Regions from separate parts of the Homo sapiens genome. Here region 2 is linked to region 1. A link is an interaction called in ENCODE POLR2A ChIA-PET data of the cell type or tissue named here. Cell type or tissue: HepG2. All regions are shown on one strand. Links, peaks and the distances in the headings refer to the core of each region. The heading gives the core; the rest is flanking DNA. Region 1 overlaps ERG28 (ergosterol biosynthesis 28 homolog). Region 2 overlaps TTLL5 (tubulin tyrosine ligase like 5).

Region 1 (2,500 bases), core at 1-2,500:
CCTTTCATAAGGTCTTCATGTGGATCTGTGTTCAAACATTAACTGTCATCACTGCTTTTTTACTGCCTCCTAACAATATAGCTGACAAGTAAAGAAAAGATAGTTCTTACCATTGAGATATTTTTCTAGATACAGTGTTCTGGGCATATGAGGCCTGGAATTTCTGCAACCAACTTTGGTACCATAAAAGAAGTCAGCCTGAGGATGCCAGCACACATAGGTAGTGCTGAAAGAATCGTAAAGAAATGGAGCTGGAGTCTTGATCAAACCCTTCCTGAAGCTAATCTTGTAATTTTTCAGTTATATGAGCCAGCTATCTTTATTGTTTAAGCTAGTTTAAGGTAGGTTTTGTCCTTTCACCTAAAGAGACTTAACTGATAAGAGAATTCCCAATGTATTTAAGTGTAAACATCAAGCTTCTTATCACACCCTTATAAGCCCCTTGCCTCCTTTTCTGACCTTTTCTTTCACTTCCTAACTCTTCACCATGCTGTGATTACATAGTTCTTATTCCTTGAATAAGACTATTCTACCTTCCAGTTGCTGCTCCCTCCTTTCTAACGGCCTGCTCCATATCTTAAGACATTTAACTCCTGGGCATTCAAGTCTCAGCTCAAATCCCACCTCTTAGCCTGGACAACATAGTAAGACCCCATCTCTTCCCACCCCCAAAAATGTTAGCTGGATGTGGTGGTACACACTTGTAGTCCCAGCTACTTGGGAAGCTGATGCAGGAGGATCACTTGAGCCCAGGAAGTTGAGGCTGCAGTGAGGTGTGATTGTGCCACTGCACTCCAGCCTGGGTGACAGAGTGAAACCCTGTCTCTAAAAAACAAAAAAATCCCATCTCCTCAGGGAGGACTTTCTGATGATCTAATTTAAGTTACGTTCCCCACTGCCCACCCCACATTCCTTCTTGACCAAAATACCTTGTGTTTGTTAGAGTTCTTATCCCTATTTGAAGTTCTTTATTTTTGTGTTGGCTTGTTGATTCTGTTACCTTGACTATAATATAAGGCCCACAGGGCAGGGGCATTGCCTGTGTCGTTCATTTCTCTTTCCCAAGTGTCCGGCATGGAGAAGTACTCAACAAATATTTGCTGAAATAGCAATGGCCTTTTGGATACACACACTGTGTATGAGGGTCCAGCTGGGGGAGGCCCTCTGGGTAGGGTTTAAGAGCAACTGTCCATTCCAGTGCATTCTCCTCGGGGTTTAGTTGTCTTCTTCCCATGTCATGCAGTTGTTTCATCTATGCTGCCTAGTTCTATTTTTTTGTCTCTGCTCTCTCAAGAATCTGTTTCTTCTTTAGGAGGAAATAAGAAAGGGCACTTAGTGTTTAGTTGTGAACGCAGACTCTTGAAGGTGAGAAAAAAGAAGATTTGACTTCAAGAATACAAGAGGAATGAGCAAATGACAGTAAGGAGCCGGAGGCAGCCAGGCTGACCTGTGTCATGAGCTGTCCTACTCACTATGGTGTATTCAATCAGGCATAAAGCTGTGATTCTCCTAGGGCTCAGAGGAGGCAGCCATGCTCTTGTCTTAGCAGAGGTCAAAGTACAAGAACTGATCAGAGCAGAGGGTTTTTCTATTTATTACAAAAGTTGTTACACAAATACAGCTGACCAGAAGGTCTAAAAACAGCCCAGACTCTTCCAACCCTCATGCATCTGTAGATAGAAGGAGAGCTGTGGTCTTGCTCACACACAGGGGAGCCCTTCTTAGAAGAACTGCCTGTCCCTTGGAAGGTTCAGAGTCTTGGGTCCAGCAGCAGAGAGGAGCCCAACCTGCGTGGACAACCCCTTGAGGCAGCCCTTGGTCACAGCTGCTCTGGGTGGGCAGCAGGTTTAAGTTTCATAGTTCACATGTTCCCACCACACAAGTCAAATCAAGGCATGAAAATAAAAGGGAAAAAGGGGAAGGCTGGAAAAGGGAGCCTGGAAGAGGTTGCAGGTAGGGGAAGGAGACACAGTGGGCTTCCGAGAAGCTGGCAATTTCTTGACTTGGATGGAGTTACGTAGTATTCACTTTAAAATTATTCTTTAAATTGTACGTACATGTTATATACTTTTCAGTATGCATATCTTTAAATTTTAAAAATTAAAAAAAGAGGCTAAAAGTGAATAAAAGGGCAGATGATGGAATAGAAAAGAAATTAAAGAGGAGAGACGACGAAGGAAGAAGATGGCCAAGGTGGAAAACGAGAAAGTCCTGGAGGTGATAATGCTGGCCTCAGTTTCTCTTCTTCTGTCTGGATACTGGTTCTACTTCTAGATACCGGAGCCCGACCAGCATACCCAGGATGGAGAAACCTTAAATACAGAGGAAAGACTAGTGACTAACATACATACGGTACCTTTCTTCTCTCTCTCTCCTGTGTCCACCCTCTGTACTAGCTCTAGAGCTGGCACAGCTCCTGTAGGAGGTCTAGGGTGGTTGGATGCTTACTTGCCACCATCAGGGGTGCCAGGACGCCAATCGTGGGAGCTGCAGTTCCATA
Region 2 (17,051 bases), core at 11,324-13,823, 64 kb after region 1:
GTCTCCTCTTGTCTCTGCTCTGACGTTGGTGTTGAAGGCCCCTCTCCAACAGCTTTTCCTTCAGCTCTGTGCCAGGAGCTCCAGTGTTGTTTGAATCTCATAGACGGCACTAGTTTGGGTTTAGGTTTTAGCTGCCAAATGGAATTGCTATTGAAAGTCAGCTATGGTACAAGTTTGCTTTTTATTTTCTTAGATATGAGTCAAAAAGAATAGGATCTATTCCCAGCTCATCTGGGACTTTTTTCTTTTGGAATGCTTTTTTGCCCTAGTGATTTGTTATTTTAAAGCTAGCATCATAAAGGATAGAAAAGTTAAACTTTCCTTGGTGGAGCCGAGAACCCTGCGCCCTAACTCTTCCCTGGATGCCGAATCTCAGTGGGGTGACATGTCTTAGAGAATGTGTTTGGCAGGCTATGTAAGAGTCTTTTTCTCCCTCCCACCTCTCCCTGGGCTGAATCCTTTGAGACCCCCTGCATAGATCAAAGTACTTGGCAGGACCTTTTGCCTTCCCCCTCCCTCTTTGTGAAGCTTTGGAATGAGTCTGATTCTTTTAGGTATTTAGTGGAAGTGCCAGACAGAAGCCTGGGAGGATGCCAGGAGGCATGAGGGGAGCTGGCAACATGCGGACATAATGGGAAAATACTCCTGTTTTACCCCAAAACTGGAATTTTACCACCTTTTACCCAGACCTGCAAACCATGTTGTTAATACTCTTCTCTCTCCTTACACAAAAGGCATAACCATCCCCTCTTTTCCATGCCTGGATCCTTTCCCATGGAATATGTGACCCATTAGCCAACTGGATGAAGTAACTCTTTCCAAGGCTGCTGCCTGCTTTCCTTTTAGATTTAAGCAGGAGGGTGAGGAGAGGGAATGCTGAGGCAGAGGGTCTGGGAGCAGAACTAATGTGAGTGAGTGAGGGATTTAGGCAGTGGGGATGGAGTTGGTGTGAGGGCCAAATGAAAATATCTTCCCCTCTCTTCCCACTGGAGTGAGAGGGCCACTTACTAAAACTTCCCTATAGTAGTCATAACCTTTTGGAAACTCTCTGCAAATAGCAACTTTTACCATTACGAGAACGAGATAAAGGATAGCAAAAGCATCACTTTTATGTAACACTGAAAAGAGAAGTGTGGACCACAGATGGAAACATCTCGGTTGGCTAACGTGGTCTCATAAGGATGTGCTCTTTAGAAATACAGCATAAAGGAACAAAGCTGTGTTTGCTCCACTCCTTCAGTAACCATGACTAAATGCCATATTTTCCCAATTTAGTATATTCAAAGCAAGGAGGGGAAAGAATGGGTGTTTTCTGATTAAGGTATGAATTTGATTATGGAAGTCAAGTTTACTCATTCTTGTCTCACACATGATCCATGGGAAATACAGTATTGATACATTCTCTGAGACTTTCACATGTTAGGAGAGTGTTAGGTCACTCTAGTCCCTCCTATATTCGTGAATATAATTCTGTACTCTCTTGTTTCTGTTTGTTTATGTGTTTTTATCTTAGGTTCCCTTTGTTTTTCTCATTGCTCAACAAGTATTTCAGGAGTGCCTACTGTGTTGTCACTCCTTAAAAGCTTTTGAGAAATTCTCCTAATTATTATGTATCTCCAATTTTCATAATAGTACCACTCAGTACTCTGAGTAGAATGGCATGCAGCAGGTAGTGATGAATGCTGTTGAGCTGTGGGACTTTGTAATTAGAACCACATATATTCTGTTAAGTTTGCAGTAATAATAACTAATGTTTATTGAGCCTACCACTGTCCTTTCTAAACATAATCTCACTTAATCCATATATGAACCCTATGAGGTAGTTATTATTTCCTTAATAAGTGGTAGAGTCAAGGTTGTAACTCAGGTCCAGATGATTCCAGCATAGACACTCTTAACCACTATATCATTCTCCTTTACAATGACTTAACAGATACCATGAGCTTTAACCTTAAGGTCCATTTAGAAAGATACCTTTCCAGCCAGGCGCAGTGGCTCATGCCTGTAATCCCAGCACTTTGGGAGGCTGAGGCGGGCATATCACTTGAGGCCAGGAGTTTGAGACCAGCCTGGGCAACATGGTGAAACCCCATCTCTACTAAAAATACAAAAATTAGCTGGGTATGGTGGTACGTGTCTGTAATCCCAACTACTGGGGAGGCTGAGGCAGGGCAGTTGCTTGAACCTAGGAAGTGGAGGTTGCAGTGAGCTGAAATAACACCATTGGACTCCAGCCTGGGCGAAGAAATGAGATGCTGTCTTAGAAAAGAAAGATGTGTTTCCAACTTTCCCAACAATTCAGATTCCTACTTCAGCATTCTTTGGGAGGCAGTTTGAGCTTTGAATTGGAATAATTTGAAATGAGTTAACTGGGGATTGATGAAAGGAAACAGGCTTGAAGATATCAAAAAGTTTTTCTTAGTTGCTCTTCAGTCTGTAACGCTGTGCAAAGAAACTATATCCAAACCTTTCTTTTCTTCTGGGAGTCTACAGTTTAATTCCCAATGCGGATAGAAGTGAGGGATAAAGACAATAGAACACATAGTAAAGTTACCTAAATATTGTAAGGGTTTATGTTACGTGTAACTCAAAGGATAAATGTGTATGGTGAGCAAGGGAGGAGAGGAAATGGGCATGGGCGTTAGATGTGTCATGGAATGATGACCACTATCAGCATATTCTCTGCTGTGGAGAAAAGTTGGGTGAGTAGATATTTATTGTAGCCTATAGGTTCTACTCAGTAGGAAGAGAGCTGTGATTGTTTGATTTTACGTTTACAACATAGCCTGCAGCTGTATAGTGATTGCATCAATTCTCATTGAGCAGATTCAAAATGGAGATAGTACTTACGAGAAGCTGATCAAGAAATGTAAGGGAGTCAGGAAATGGTATGGATGATGAAGTTCATTAGGGATGAATCAGTAATGATGTCATTGTGTTCCTATGATGCGTAGAGATGGGTTGTGAAAGCTGTGTTCTGACTTTGAGATAGCAGCAGTGGGAACTGAGAGAGGACTCTCATTCTGACTTCAGAGCTGCTCATACTGGTTGTGTATAATGTTATAGGTCACAAAATTATCATATGAAAAACAGTAGTAGTATTGAGGGTAGGAAATGCATTGTTATAAAGACAAACTTTTGAATTTGGGGGACAATTAAATTTGAGAGCAGAATATTGGGAAGAGGTAAGAATAAAGCCTAAAAGCGAAGCCTGTGAGGAAGACTCCCTGGATTCCGTTGCTGCTCTATTGCTTATTAGCTCCGTGACTTTGAGCAGGTCCCTAACCCACTCTGATTCTTTTTTAATCTATAAAATGTGGATGGTGATATACCTGCCTCATGGGGTTGGGTGAGGATTAAATGAAATAATCCTGTGAACAGACTTAGAACAGCACTTGGCACATCCACGTGTTTAGTACATTTGTTAAATTTTGTGTCTGCAAATGTTGATGGTTATTTCTGTTGCCTTTACTGTAGCTATTATCAACCTAATTATTATCACTACCACTTCCCTTTTGGAGCCCTTTTGTCCTACATGGATTGTGGTGACTTCCAGCTTTATCTAATCACATGTGAAGGTTTTTTTTTTTCTCCCAGATATTTTAATCTTGCTGTTTCCTTAATCTAGAATCCACAATAATTTCCTGCTTCCCACCATGCTAAATATAAACTCCCTTTGCCAGGGGTTCAAATCCCTTTGTCAGTAGGGTACCTCCCTCCTCATTGTTTAACCATGTCTTTCATAATTTCCCAGTTCAGTCTTTTAGCCCCAGGTCTGTGAATCGGCCCACCCTCCTTTCTACTGGGCTTGGTGCGTGCCATCTTCCGATGATGGGCTCCTTTCTTCTCCACCATGTGCTTCCCAGCCTTCACTCATTTCTGCATCTACTCTTCTGGGACAAGTCTTCCCTGACTGGTCCCACCTGATTGGTCTGCACTTTAACTTTGTAACCTGGCATCTTGTATTTATAGAAATGCTGCTTTGTGTTCTTTTAAATTCTATATTTTGCTGTTCCTCTACCTAAATATTAAACTTTTCAGGGATAGGGATTTACTGAATCTTAAATCTGCCAGGCAGAGATTATATGTGTTATGTTCATCATGGTATCCCCAGTGCCATATGCAGTGTCCACAGTACTTTTCTATTTATTGTATAAACAACTGTTTTTCATTGAAGAAATCTTTTAAAGACCTTATTCACTCTTTGCATACAGTTGCTTAGCAAATACCCTTAAGTGAATCAATTAAACACCTATCTCATTTTACAGAGAAAATGCTAGGATCCATTGTGGATCTGTAAGTTCTCCAAACATGTTAATGAAAGCCTTCATTTAAGAATAGTAGTAGTATTTTTAAATTTCCATTATACTTCAGGGAGAAAGCAAGTTTTCATTTATTTTTAAAGTGGCTCTTATTTTCTTGGCAGGTAACTATTTAATATCATGTATATACATCTTTAAGGCTATTAGGCTTATTTATTTATTTATTTATTTATTTATTATTTATTATGTGAGAGGTACTGTGTAAATTTATTTTTCCTGCATCGTAATTGGATGCCTATAGTGTTATAGAAGTGATATTATATGGCCAACTGAATATATGGGTACCTTGGAGGAAACTTTAACCAGAATTTTAGTTTTCCACCTTACCATTTCTTTAAAGGTTAAGAACTTTGCTCCCTTATTGTAAATTAGGATTCCTGTGTATTTCTATTCTTTCATTCTTTCTCTTTACTCAATAGCCAAACCAGATCTCCCTGGAAGAGAACATTTTGGTCTCCCGTTACATTAACAACCCCCTGCTCATAGATGGTGAGTTGTGATTAGGCCCTTGACCAAATTGGGCCAGATTTTTGCTCAACTTTTTAAGCTTTTCATAGCCTTCTCTAGTAAGTCTTTATTATACTGTTGTGAAATTCTTGACATGTGTGGCTCCAGAAAGGCAGCAGGTTCCTTACCTATCTCACGGGATTTATCTGAAGGTGAAATGAGACAATATAAGAGAAAGTGCTTTATAGGTTATATAGTAGTATATGTATGAAAATTGTGCAGTAATTAATATATATGAAAATGACACACATATGCATTATATATACATTACAGTTATATTAATGTATATATACATTATACGGTTTTTATTATGTACTATATACATAATATGTATACGGTACAATTATATAGTATAATTATTAGTTATCCTCCGAAGTCAAGGTGTGTGAGCAGTGTGTGTTTCATGTGGAGTGTAGGAATGTTCTTTCTTTCATGTTTCTTGGTTTCGTTGTTTATTCTGTAACAGGAAACAAATGAACTTAGTTTTTTTTTGTGAATACAAACTTTTTTTTTTTAGATTTCAAGTTTGACGTGCGCCTCTATGTGCTCGTGACTTCCTATGATCCTCTTGTCATCTATCTCTATGAAGAAGGATTGGCTAGGTAAGAAGCTGTTTGGGGGTGAAGGGGTTGGGTGGGTATATTAAGGGTGGGTATATTAAGAGTGGATCCATTAACAAGTTTATTAAATCAGATCATGCTATTTTTACTTGTCATTACTGCTTACAGATGCAATCCACCTCCTCAACTGCTGTGCTCTATAACATCAAAGCCAGTATGCCTAAAAAGAACTTCAGAAATTAGGCTTATTTGTCTGTAGTCTCACTGCATGTCCACACATAAGGTGTGTAAACATCTTCCCCAGCACTGATCCAGGATCATATGGTATTTTCCTGCAGTGACAATTGTTATGAAGCTCCTAGGATATTAAGATAATTTGCTGTTATTCTTCAGGATAGATGTAGAAAGAAAAATAAAATCCTACCTGTATTTGCCTATTATATGCCAGGCATTTATTTTCATCCTCGCAACAACCTTTTAGTTGATGCATTTTTGCAGTTGAGGAAACAGATTTAGAGGTGGGAGAAGTGGAATGGGGATTTGACCTCATGGATCTGACTCCAGAGCTCAGGGCTCAGACAATTTCATGCCCTCTCATATTTGGAAGGTATTAATTGAGGGTTTTTTTTTTTTTCCTTAACATGCAAGTTACTTTACAGTGGTTGTACATACATTGTTCTCTTTTTGTTAAGGTGCTTTTTTTTGTTTGTTTTTGAGATGGCGTGATCTCGGCTCACTGCAAGCTCTGCCTCCAGGTTCACGCCATTCTCCTGCCTCAGCCTCCTGAGTAGCTGGGACAACAGGTGCCCCCCACCATGCCTGGCTAATGTTTTGTATTTTTAGTAGAGACGAGGTTTCACTGTGTTAGCCAGGATGGTCTCGATCTCCTGACCTCGTGATCCGCCTGCCTCAGCCTCCCAAAGTGCTGGGATTACAGGTGTGAGCCACCACACCTGGCCTGTTGAGGTGCTTTCTAAGTTTTAAGGTAATGTGACTTACAAGATTAAGTTCAAGTTGTTATATTTTGAAGTTTTGTTTCCTCTAGCCACAGAATTTTACAGGTAATTGTTTTTGTAAACCCTTTAAATTGTTTAAAATAAGTATGTAACTACTATGCTGTGTTCTTCCCCCCAACAAAACTAAATTTTTGTATTAGCCAACTAGTTTGCCCTGAAGTTCTTTTTATGCGTAGTGCCTTTGATATAGAGCAGGGGTGTCCAATCTTTTGGCTTCCCTGGGCCACATTGGAAGAAGAATTGTCTTGGGCCATACCTAAAATACACTAACAATAGCTGATGAGCTTAAAAAAAATTGCAAAAAACTCATAATATTTTGAGAAACTTTATAAATTTGTGTTGGGCCACATTCAAAGCTGTCCTGGGCTGTATGCAGCCTGTGGGCCTCAGGTTGGACAAGCTTGTTATAAAGCATAGCAGTTTAGGAGGTGATTTGCATCTGTGAGTGGTCACGACAAGCTAAAAAAGCCTGGTCTGTGTATGTTTCTGTATTTTAGAAAATGCAATTGGAAGATGGGAAATACCATGGATAAAAGAAGGCTACCTATTTATGTACAGGTGCTTTGACAGATATTATTGTACTCTGACAACTATTATTTTAGAATGGTCTTTTAATGATTTTAGAGACTTAGTTTTTTTCACATGTATCCTATGACTTGAAATCAGTGAGAGCAGACTAACCAAACCTCGCTGGTGGAGCTCTGTGTTCCGTTCGCCTCTAGGTGGCAGTCACAGCATTTATAAGTCCTGTCATATTCTTAACTGAGATTTTGAGTTTGAGCCCTGGGAACATTGGAGACTACCAAAACTCCCTAGTTCTGGCCTCTTCCTTGAAAATTGAGAAAGGGAAGAACTGAAACATCTCGCAGTTATTAGATAAAGGGCTGGACCAGGCATCTGAACATGAGCTGACTACTAGCTCTAATCAGGTTTTTATAGGAAAGAAATTGTCGATAATATTTGTAGACACACGTGCTCTCACGTTTTGAAGTATCACTATACAAAATTAGGTATAAAAGCCTATTCCTGGCCAGGCGTGGTGGCTCACACCTGTAATCCTAGCACTTTGGGAGGCCGAGACGGGAGGATTGCCTGAGGCCAGGAGTTCAAGACCAGTTTGGGCAACATTGTGAGACCCCATCTCATTAAAAAAAAAAAAAAAAAAAAAAAAAAAGACCAAGAAAAAGCCTATTCCCTATATTATTTAAAACAAAATGATGGTAAAATACAGTCCTGACTTCTCAGATATGCAAGGTTCTGAGGATTTTCAGCTTTATAATTTGAGACTTCTGAGCTTTCTCTCTTTTGTGTTATGAGTTTCATCATTCTCCTTCCTCTGCTCATCCTCACCTTCACTTCTCTCCTGTGTCAAGTTTTAGAAACTGATTATGTCCTGCCAAAAATTGGACTTTGGGAATAGAGAAAAGAGATGGAGGTTGTGCTTCACTGTTTCTCAAGGACATCATAGCAATATGTTTTGCTTAATATTCCAAAGATATTTTCACCTACAATATTAACAGCCCTCTCTATGGGTAAAATTTGGCATAATTTTAAGACCTTTCTGGTTCAGAGCACAACATGAGAACAACAGTACCAATGTTTATTATAGAATTTACTACAAATATGCAAGTGCTTTGGCTACTGGTTGTGTGTTGGAAGTCAGAATCTACTGAATTAAGTATAACCCTTTTGCTTCCAGCAGAAACAAAAAAATTTATACACACACACACACACACACACACACACACACACACACAATGGATGTTTTTTCACAGAATAATTAGAAAAACAGCTTTTAAAAAACTCAGACCAAGTAGAACCAGAAAGCCACATGAATTTTCAGGGCTTTGGTTAGGTTTACCTGAAAGTGTAGGTGAATATAAAAGCTTTATCAAAGCTTTACAAAAGCATAACGCATGGCAATATGATGCACTGTTTGCGGGAGTCCTGCGAGGGCACATTGTTCCGTGCAGTAATTTCAATGTGCCTAAGTTCTTGTGTCTTCACTAATTATGTATCTTGACATTCACTTGCTTTGTTGTAACCCTCAGAGTCTGTTCAACTATGTCGATAGTCTGTAGCATCTCCAGATCTGCAGCTTTTAGTTATCTTGGGCCACATGTAATTTATGTAGACATAACTGAAGATCATCAGTTTGGGATGAGATTATTGGGTTACGTTGAGGCTCAACAAGAAAAACCATAATCTTTCCTAAAGAGACGGAACAGGAGGCAAATACAATTCATTTCCTTCTTTAGAAATGAATTCCCTTACACCCTATCACTTCTGTTTTGGACCTCAAATTAATACTAGGCGACAGAAAGATTAAATTCATTTCACAAGACAGTTTTGTGATATAAGTTATTTTGTGTAAAATTTTTTAACACAAAATTAAATTCGTGAAAACCCTAGTTTCTGTATAGATGAGTGTTTTCAGTTGTCCTTATTGTTTTATTAACATAAGAAGTGGGAGAGCTCTCACTGTTTTCTCATGTGTGGGTATAGTATTGAAGAAGTGTTGCAATTGTCCCCCTGGTATTTGGGTGCAGCTTTTTGTGATTCCCACAGTAGCCCTCAGAGGTCCCCTGTGCTTTTGAATTTTACTTGCGTGTTGCTGTTTTGCACCACCAGGGGACACTCAGTTTCCACAGAGGGGTGCTATGCTCTACCAAAATGGTGCAGATTCTTTTTCCTGTCAGGGGTGGACTCCAAAAAGATTTTGTCCTGGATTTTACAGCTTTAGGTGGATCCAGTATTGGGTTTAGATGAGTTGACAGAGCCCTTTCTGAGATGAAGCTAATAGCCAGATTTTCACTGAAACAGGAAAAATAAAAATTTCAAAAAAATTAAAACAAAATGGAGTTAAAAACTAAATATGTTGCCAGAGACCCAAAGATAGGCAGCTCTAGCAACTTGGGGGGCATGCAAGTATCCATCCAGGGAGCTGAGTTCCACCCATGCGGCGGAGGTGGGAAGAGAGGATTCTGGGAAGGTCCCGGTTGGAATGGCCTTTTTTCTGCCTCAGCCATATTATTCAGTGGAAATTCAGAAAAGACCCCAAAACATTTGTAGTGCCTTTCCCTTTCTCCCCACCCCCAGTTCCTTCTTCAGTAGCCTTCCTTGCTAATTAACACTGGCTCTGCAGGGATATTTACCTTTTCTCTGCTGGATTCCTGTGGTTTTGAAAGAATTCAGGTACTTGCTGGTTGCCAAGGAATTCAGATTACCTCACAGGCTGCACACTGTCCAGAATCTGCCACAGCAGCAAGTAGGGGGGAAGAGACACCAACAAGGGGGAGAAAACCCTTTCCAGTGCTCATTGTCACCCTCCCTGGCAGGCCCTTGCTGTTTGTGAAGTTTGAGTCATTTCTGGCTCTAAAGACAAGGGATCAGGCTGGTAATCCCCTCCCAGACGGCTCTGTAGGGCGCTGCCTAGTCACTGCAGCGCTTTGGCAGTCTCCCGGCTGCAGCTGGTTGACAGCAGATCAGAGAGCTCTTGGGCCTCTTGTTCTCTTCCATAAGATTTTTCTGGGTCAGGCCAGGATGAAACCCAGTGGCTCCTGGCAAGGCTGCCTGAGGTGCTGTCTCTTCATTGTCCAGGCCTCTCTGACTCAAAATGCCTACACCTGTTGAAGGATAACTCATGTGCCACAGCGAGGTCGAGGCTGGCCTTCTCTTTTCTTGGTACATTTGTAGTGAATGTTTGTCAGAAAATATAACTACCAAAGAGGATGTTAAGCTTCTACATCTAGAATGCCTGTGACTCTGACCATAAGAAGATATTGGTATCAAAAAAAAGTTTTTAAGAAAACAGCAGGACAAAAAAAAAAAAAAAGAACATGTGGGGTCATATTCTTAGAAGAACAAACTGGTTTTTGAATAGGGGAAGAGAGTTTAAAAGATCCCACTAACTCTCTGCTTTCCTTCTTGTTTTGGTTCCATATTGGTAAAGATCTTGGAGCAAGCAACTCCAGTGCAGTTTCAGTTAATGTTTGCCAAGTCCCTACCATATGCCAAACATTGAAATCTTTTCTCCACACAGACATTCAGACTTTTAGACAAATTATCTTGATTCTCTTGATCAAATTATCTTGATCACTATCTTGATTCTCAGTGAGAAACATTAGAAAGCGAAAAGGAAATGTAACTTGTGATTTAAAAATTTATTGTCAAAATAAAGATATTGTCCAAAACAATTCATATTTGTTTTCATTGTGGTTAAAAAGGGGGGAGGGGGCGGCAAATAGTTCTATATTCATCAATAGGCTGCAAAATAGTACCTAGGGTTTCAAATTTAACAAAGAAAGTAGGAACTCTCCCACCTTTTGTTAGCTTAAAGGTCAAAGCCTTAAAGGTCTGTCGTGAGAACTTTCCTAAATCTTGATCTCATTAAGAGGGAGATACAAGACTGACTCCATCGTGTAAATTTTGGTCTACATTAGGATAAGTGTGGTCATGTAGTCATGTGCTTTATAACAATGGGCAAGGAAGGACCACATATACTATGGTATCCCATAAGATTGTAATGGAGCTGAAAAATTTCTGTCGCCTAGTGACATTGTAACATCATAACACAATGTATTACTTTTTCTATGTTTAGATACACAAATACTTACCATTGTGTTCCAGTTGCCTACAGTATTCAGTATAGTACAATGCTGTACAGGTTTGTAGCCTACAAGCAAGAAGCTGTATTATCTATCCTAGGTGTGTAGTAGGCTATACCATCCAGGTTTGTGTAAATACGCTCTATGATGTTCACACAACGATGAAATTGGCCTATCAATGCATTTCTCAGAGCATATCCCCATTGTTAAGTGACGAATGGTTGTATGTGCAAACTTGGTCCTGGGGTACCTAGTAAATAGTGCTCTTTTAGGTTATTGTTAATAGAGAAATGGTGTTGAAACTTCAGACCTAGAGAAGATGAAATTTGATAATATGTGATGGTCTAAATCAAAGGTCACTAACATAAATGCTCACAAGTACATTCACTGAAGGAAGAGTGGAGACTGGAGAATGGAGAGTACATGTCTCATCTAAAGGCATTTACTATTTAGTGCCAGCAGCTGATACTGGTATTGCCAGATCTGGTTTGTTAAGTGAGGCTTGAACATGTAGATTTTTACTGTGAAACAAAGCACTTTTTTACACTTTTAATTTTGAAACCGTTTTGAACTTATAGAGTTGTCAGAGCTGTAAGAATTATATGAAAAATTACCTTTTACCCTATGTCTAGAGATCTCATTCCAATTCTGCCAATTGTCCTAAGATTTTTTTTTTTTTTAATTACAAAAGGATCCAATCAAGGATCACATGTTGTATTTAGCCGTCGGGTCTCCGTAGTCTCCTTCAGTCTGAAACAGTTCCTTAGTCTTTCTTTGACTTTCATGATCTCAGCATTTTTGAAGATTACAGGCCAGTCATTTTGTGGATTGTCCCTCAGTTTGGGCTTGTCTGATATTTTCTCATGAAGAGACCTAGGTAATGCATTTGGGGCCAGAATACCACAAAAGTGATACTAATTCTTGTCATTGCATTATATGTGATGGCACATGCTAGTCATTTAGTGGTGTTTGACCATTTGCTTTAGGTCATCTGCTAGATTCCTCCACTGTAAAATTATTTGGTCTTACCCTTTGTAATTAGTAAGTATTTTATAAGGAGATACTTTAAATCATGTAAAATTTCATTCTTCATCTCATTTCTCATTTTTAAGAAAAATCTATTGATTTTTCTTGCCTTAATGAATTATTGCTGTAATAGTTGCCAAATGATGATTTTTTAATTCCATCATAACTTTTATTTCTTGGCATTTTTCTGTGAGGAAGAGCTTTATCTTCTCGTTTATTTATTCATCTATTTATTTATACCAATGCAGACTCAAGCGTTCCTGTTTTATTTAATGGGTTATAATTCTTTACTATCATGATTTATTTTGATGCTCAAATTGTCCCAGATTTGGCCAGTGGGAGACCTCTCAAGCTGGCTTTGTGTCCTTTTGACATGTCTTTATCATTCTTTGAGCACAAGATGTTTCAGGCTCATCTTGTTCTTTCTCTATTCTATCCCTGGAATCAACCATTTCTCCAAGGAGCACTGGTTGCTTTTTCTTGGAGTATAATATTTAGAAATCAATATCTGGGTGCTAGATACGCTCATTGTTTTGGGGCATTTCTGCTTTCAGACCCTGGCCATGAGCAGAGTTAGGAAATTATGTATTTATGTACATATACACTTGTACATCTGTATTTCTATATCTGTCTCTAATGTATTGTTGAAAAATAGAAGTTTATACTAGTACGCACAATTCTAGTTCAAAACTACAGAGTTCCTTCTTGTTTTTTGCTTTTCATATTTTAAAATCTCTTTTCCAACAGCAGGAAATCTGGCTCGCAGTATCTTTAACATATTTATTTATTTGCTCAATTCCTTTGTATGTGGCCAGTTTCCTGACCCCACTGGGCCACTGTCCCATTCAGATGCCGTTTTTATATGGATTTATACCCTTATTTGGTGGCCTCCCTGCTTAGAAAACCTCCTTGTGCTTCTGGCTGACTTCCCACCCTACTCACCATCTTCCTTTTTTTTTTTTTTTTTTTTTTGTAACTCACCATCTTCCTCATGTGGGCCCTGGCTACCCCTGGGCTGCAAGAAGGAAGGTCTGATTTTTATATGTTGTTCAGGTAATTAAAGTTTAAAAGAAAAAACAAAGCTTTTGTAGGTTAATCAGAACTTGACCAGTAGGTCACATTCAAGACTAATGTGACCTGTGGTCTAGACAATAAAAAAGAAAATAGTGGTCAGATGATGATGATGGCTTATTTACTATGGATTTTAGTGAGAGCTATAAGCTCTTACTGGGGTAGGAGGAAAGATGAACATGCACACCTTTTCTCTCCATAGTGTATGTTCCCCACTAGACTGAGGGAGATATGGAGTGGAGCACTTTCACCCTTCAGGGGAACTTTTCCTTTAAGCTTTTTTGTTTCACTTTAATTTTTGCTGCTTCTGCTTCATACACTCAGTTTAGAATTCCACGCTTTGATATTAGAAATCTTATCCTTGCTGGGGTTCAGAATAAAATGCTCCAGTGAAAAGGAAGATTAGGAAGAAGAAACATGATTTTTTTTTTTTTTAGATGTGCAGCCCTCTTGAAAAAAAGAATATAGGAATGACAAATGTGTTGGTACCCGATTCCAGCTCACCACAGACTTTTGTCAGGCTTTTCATGTTGACCAAGTTAGATCAAGTACTTGTAGTAACTACAAGAGATGAAAAGCCTCTTTTTCTGAAGCAGAAGCTTTCCCCTCCTTCTAATTCATTGTTCTTTGAGGGGAGAGGATGACAGGAGGGATGTCACCTTGAGGTAATGTCTGGCTGAGGCAGGCAGCCAGCACGGGGCCCCTTTGCATCTCACAAGAATTCAGAGAATGACAGTCTGCAACTTGCTTGGACAATCTATTAGAGGAAGATTGGGATGCATAGGCAAGGGTTACTCACCAGGGCACTGGGGTGTGACATGGCTAGAAGTTAAGTGATAACTACTGGAAGTTGGAAGTTTCTAGAAAATCTGGGGTCCTTCTCAAGCACAGACATAATAATGCTCATCAAACTCTTGTCTTTTAGCCTAGTCATCATTTTCTCTTTGTCCACATCCTTTTTCCTAGCCTCATGTTTGTTTATTTTAGTTTTTTGGGTTTGGGGTTTTTTTTCTTTTCACTATTCTTTCTTTGGCTCTTGTATATTTCTGGTACAGGGAATTAGGGAGTGGAGATAGTGGGTGGATGAGAAGAAACAGAGAAGAGGAAAGTTTTTTAATGCTGACCTTTAATGTGGTGAAAATTCATGTTGACTTCATAGTCTGAGTAAGCATATGTAAATAATTTGTAAGTCATATGAAAATAAACTTGTGGCCTTCTTTTTTTTTTCACACACTTGGATATGCCTCTTGGGAAAACCACTCTAGTGAAGGGTGATATGGTTACAGTGGTATGTAAACAGGGGTTGATATCTACCATAACCATTCGCCTTGAGTGTCCTTTTGTTGATACTGAGCATCCTTTTGTTGATATTGAGCATCACTGGAAAGTTCTCTCTTTCCCTGGTTACTTCCTTCAGAGGCACATGTATTTTATACTTTGGTCTTCTTTTGACAACAGTCCGGGATATCAAATTGCTACCCTGTTTTCAGTGGGCTCCATGTTTAATTCCTCTTTTGCCTTCATTTCAAATTCAGGACTAAGTCTCTTGCACTGTGCCCATATTTATGCCGTTTTGCTTTGTCTGCTGTTAATGCTGTCATTATCATTCTTTTTAAATGAGTATTATGGATCAGTTCTATTCTTTCTATGGATGTCAGCTCTAAGCCTACATATAGCTGTGCTGTCATTTTTTCTTTTTGCTTATTTTTTTTTTCATTGAATGCTATAGTACCAGGCACTGTGTGGGCACTCAGTCGGTGTTTCTGTTGCCTAGGCTGGAGTGTAGTGGTGCGATCACAGCTCACTGCAGCCTCTGTCTCCTGGGCTCAAGCAGTCTTCTCACCTTGGCCTCCCAAGTAGCTGGGACTACAGGTGCACACTACCACGCCTGCTTAATTTTTTAATTTTTTGTAGAGATAGGGTCTTGCAGTGTTGCCTAGGCTGGTCTCAAACTCCTGGGCTCAAGCAATCCTCCTGCCTCGGCCTCCCAAAGTGTTGAGATTAGAGGCATGAGCCACCATGCCCAGCCAGTTGTTATTTCTGGACCAGCTAATGCTGCATCTTTCACAGTATCCTACACACAATTTCCCAGGTTGTAAATAGCTATATTTTCAATTTTCATTCTTCCTATTGGTGTAATGTTCTATATAAGAGAAGCAATGTCTTGTTGTGATTAAGTCCATGGGTTTTGGAGTTGGTGTGATCTTGAACAAGTTATTTAATAGACCACATTTAGTTTTCACATCTGTTTTTCAACTTGGATACGATATTATCTACTTCATAGGGTTGCTTTAAGGATTGAATTAAGTATGACATTATAAAACACTTAGAATGGGAGTTAGCACTTAGTAGGCACTTGGTATTTGTTAGGTAATGATATTACCCTCCTTTATTATTATCTCATTGATCCTCAGTTCCAGCCTGTATTTCCTTGAAACTCTGTTCCTGGCATTTAACCTGTTTCCCTTCTATCAGGTTTGCAACTGTGCGATATGATCAAGGAGCCAAGAACATTCGGAACCAGTTCATGCATCTGACAAACTACAGTGTCAACAAGAAAAGTGGAGATTACGTCAGGTACTGGCTGTGTCTGAGCCAGAAGTCAGAGGTGTCAGTCTCAGATGTGGGTGTTGTAGAGGTGGAAAGGTAACATGTGGCACTGGAGGACAACTTTACATTAATGTCCATGTACCATTTATGGAAATCTGTCAGTCATATAACAGTGTTGAGGCATATCTCCTGCTGCTTCTCCATTGCCTCCCCGGTTAACGGTGTCACCTTTCTCTACCAAAATGTGCCTTCACAAGTTTTTCTTCCTCACTGCCTTCCCTCACTTGACTTAGGAATGGGAATTTAATAGGCATATGGAACGTTTTAGAAGTTAAGAAATGAGGTCATTTCAGCACTTGGCAAACATATCAAAAGCTTAAAAAATGTCTGTACCCTTTGACCCCATGGTTCCATTTCTAGGAACTTAACCTTAAGGAATAAAAGATGTACACACAGGATCAGTGATAAGAATGTTCATTACCATGTATTCGTAGGTGGAAAAAGCAGGTTATCAGATAGCACATGCAACTTAACTTTCTTGCTTGAATATGAGATATCTAAAGCTGCTTATTTTTGCTGAGGGGGGAGGAAAAAAAGACCAGAAGTAGTACCGAAGTGTTAATTTAGCTTAACTATAGTGGGTAGGATTGTGAGTGGGTGATTTTTATTTTCTTCTTTGTGCCATTATGTATTTTCTAAATTTTTCTAAAATAAATACTTGTATGATCAAGAAAAAGAAAAGGAAAAAATCAAAGAAAGAAAGAAATGAGGCCATCTCAGAAAAGGATTCAGTGGAAGGGAGTACTAGCCCAGCTGTGTGGAAATATTCTTTTTGCTCTGTTTTCTTTCATGCCGATATTTTTGCCAGAAAGTGGAAAAGTGGAAAAGAGACCCAAATAGTTACTTTCTACTCAGACTAAAAATAGGTTCCTAGCAGGTCCAAGGAAAGAAAGAAAGGAATCTGGAAGTGATAGAATAGTTGCTGAAGCTATATAGGTTTCAGCAAATATCCTGTGAGCAGCATTTGCATTGACTGAAGAGATCATACCTCCACTGTGAAAGATGAGCAAAGGCACAATTGGTGGAGAGTGGGATGGTGGTAGGGAGTGAGGGGACAGCTGCAAAACACAGGTTCCAGATTGCGGGGCTCTTCCAACATTCGTGGGAGGCTGTGCCATTGGCCACTCCGCTGCCATAGCAATAGTATACCTCCTCACTCTTACTGTCACTCCAGTGCACTCTCCCTTCAGTGTTACCTCAAAAAAATCAGGAAAAGCCATATCTACTGCCAAAGAGGAGGGAACCTGCTTCAGATGCCAAAGCAATTCTGTGTGGGGTTATTTCATTAGCATGCTGCACCAGAATAACTCACTCACCCATTCCAACTCAGTT

Evidence for each region. ChIA-PET counts read pairs that join two places held together with the same protein. Peaks named below come from ENCODE experiments on the same cell type or tissue, not always from the same donor. Only the 100,000 strongest peaks of a DNase experiment are listed, where the experiment ranks them.
Region 2: POLR2A ChIA-PET joins it to region 1 with 6 read pairs; 7 of 35 experiments call an interaction of 5 or more read pairs at or near these places.

What each region holds. Positions count from the first base shown.
Region 1 is chr14:75,649,323-75,651,822 of GRCh38, forward strand. It overlaps ERG28 (ergosterol biosynthesis 28 homolog), which reads right to left. Exons shown (of 5, transcript NM_007176.4): 4 at 2,449-2,500; 5 at 469-2,312. The coding sequence ends at 2,233. Among named protein-coding and RNA genes, the nearest start is that of ERG28, 10 kb to the right of the region's middle. In HepG2, for the core only: no CTCF peak of the experiment used is centred there; DNase peaks (open chromatin) are centred at 1,079 and 1,559; H3K4me3 peaks cover 408 bases.
Region 2 is chr14:75,702,277-75,719,327 of GRCh38, forward strand. TTLL5 (tubulin tyrosine ligase like 5) reads left to right here. Exons shown (of 32, transcript NM_015072.5): 8 at 4,742-4,811; 9 at 5,347-5,431; 10 at 15,585-15,686. Among named protein-coding and RNA genes, the nearest start is that of TTLL5, 50 kb to the left of the region's middle. RefSeq lists an enhancer at 9,603-9,712. In HepG2, for the core only: no CTCF peak of the experiment used is centred there; no DNase peak of the experiment used is centred there.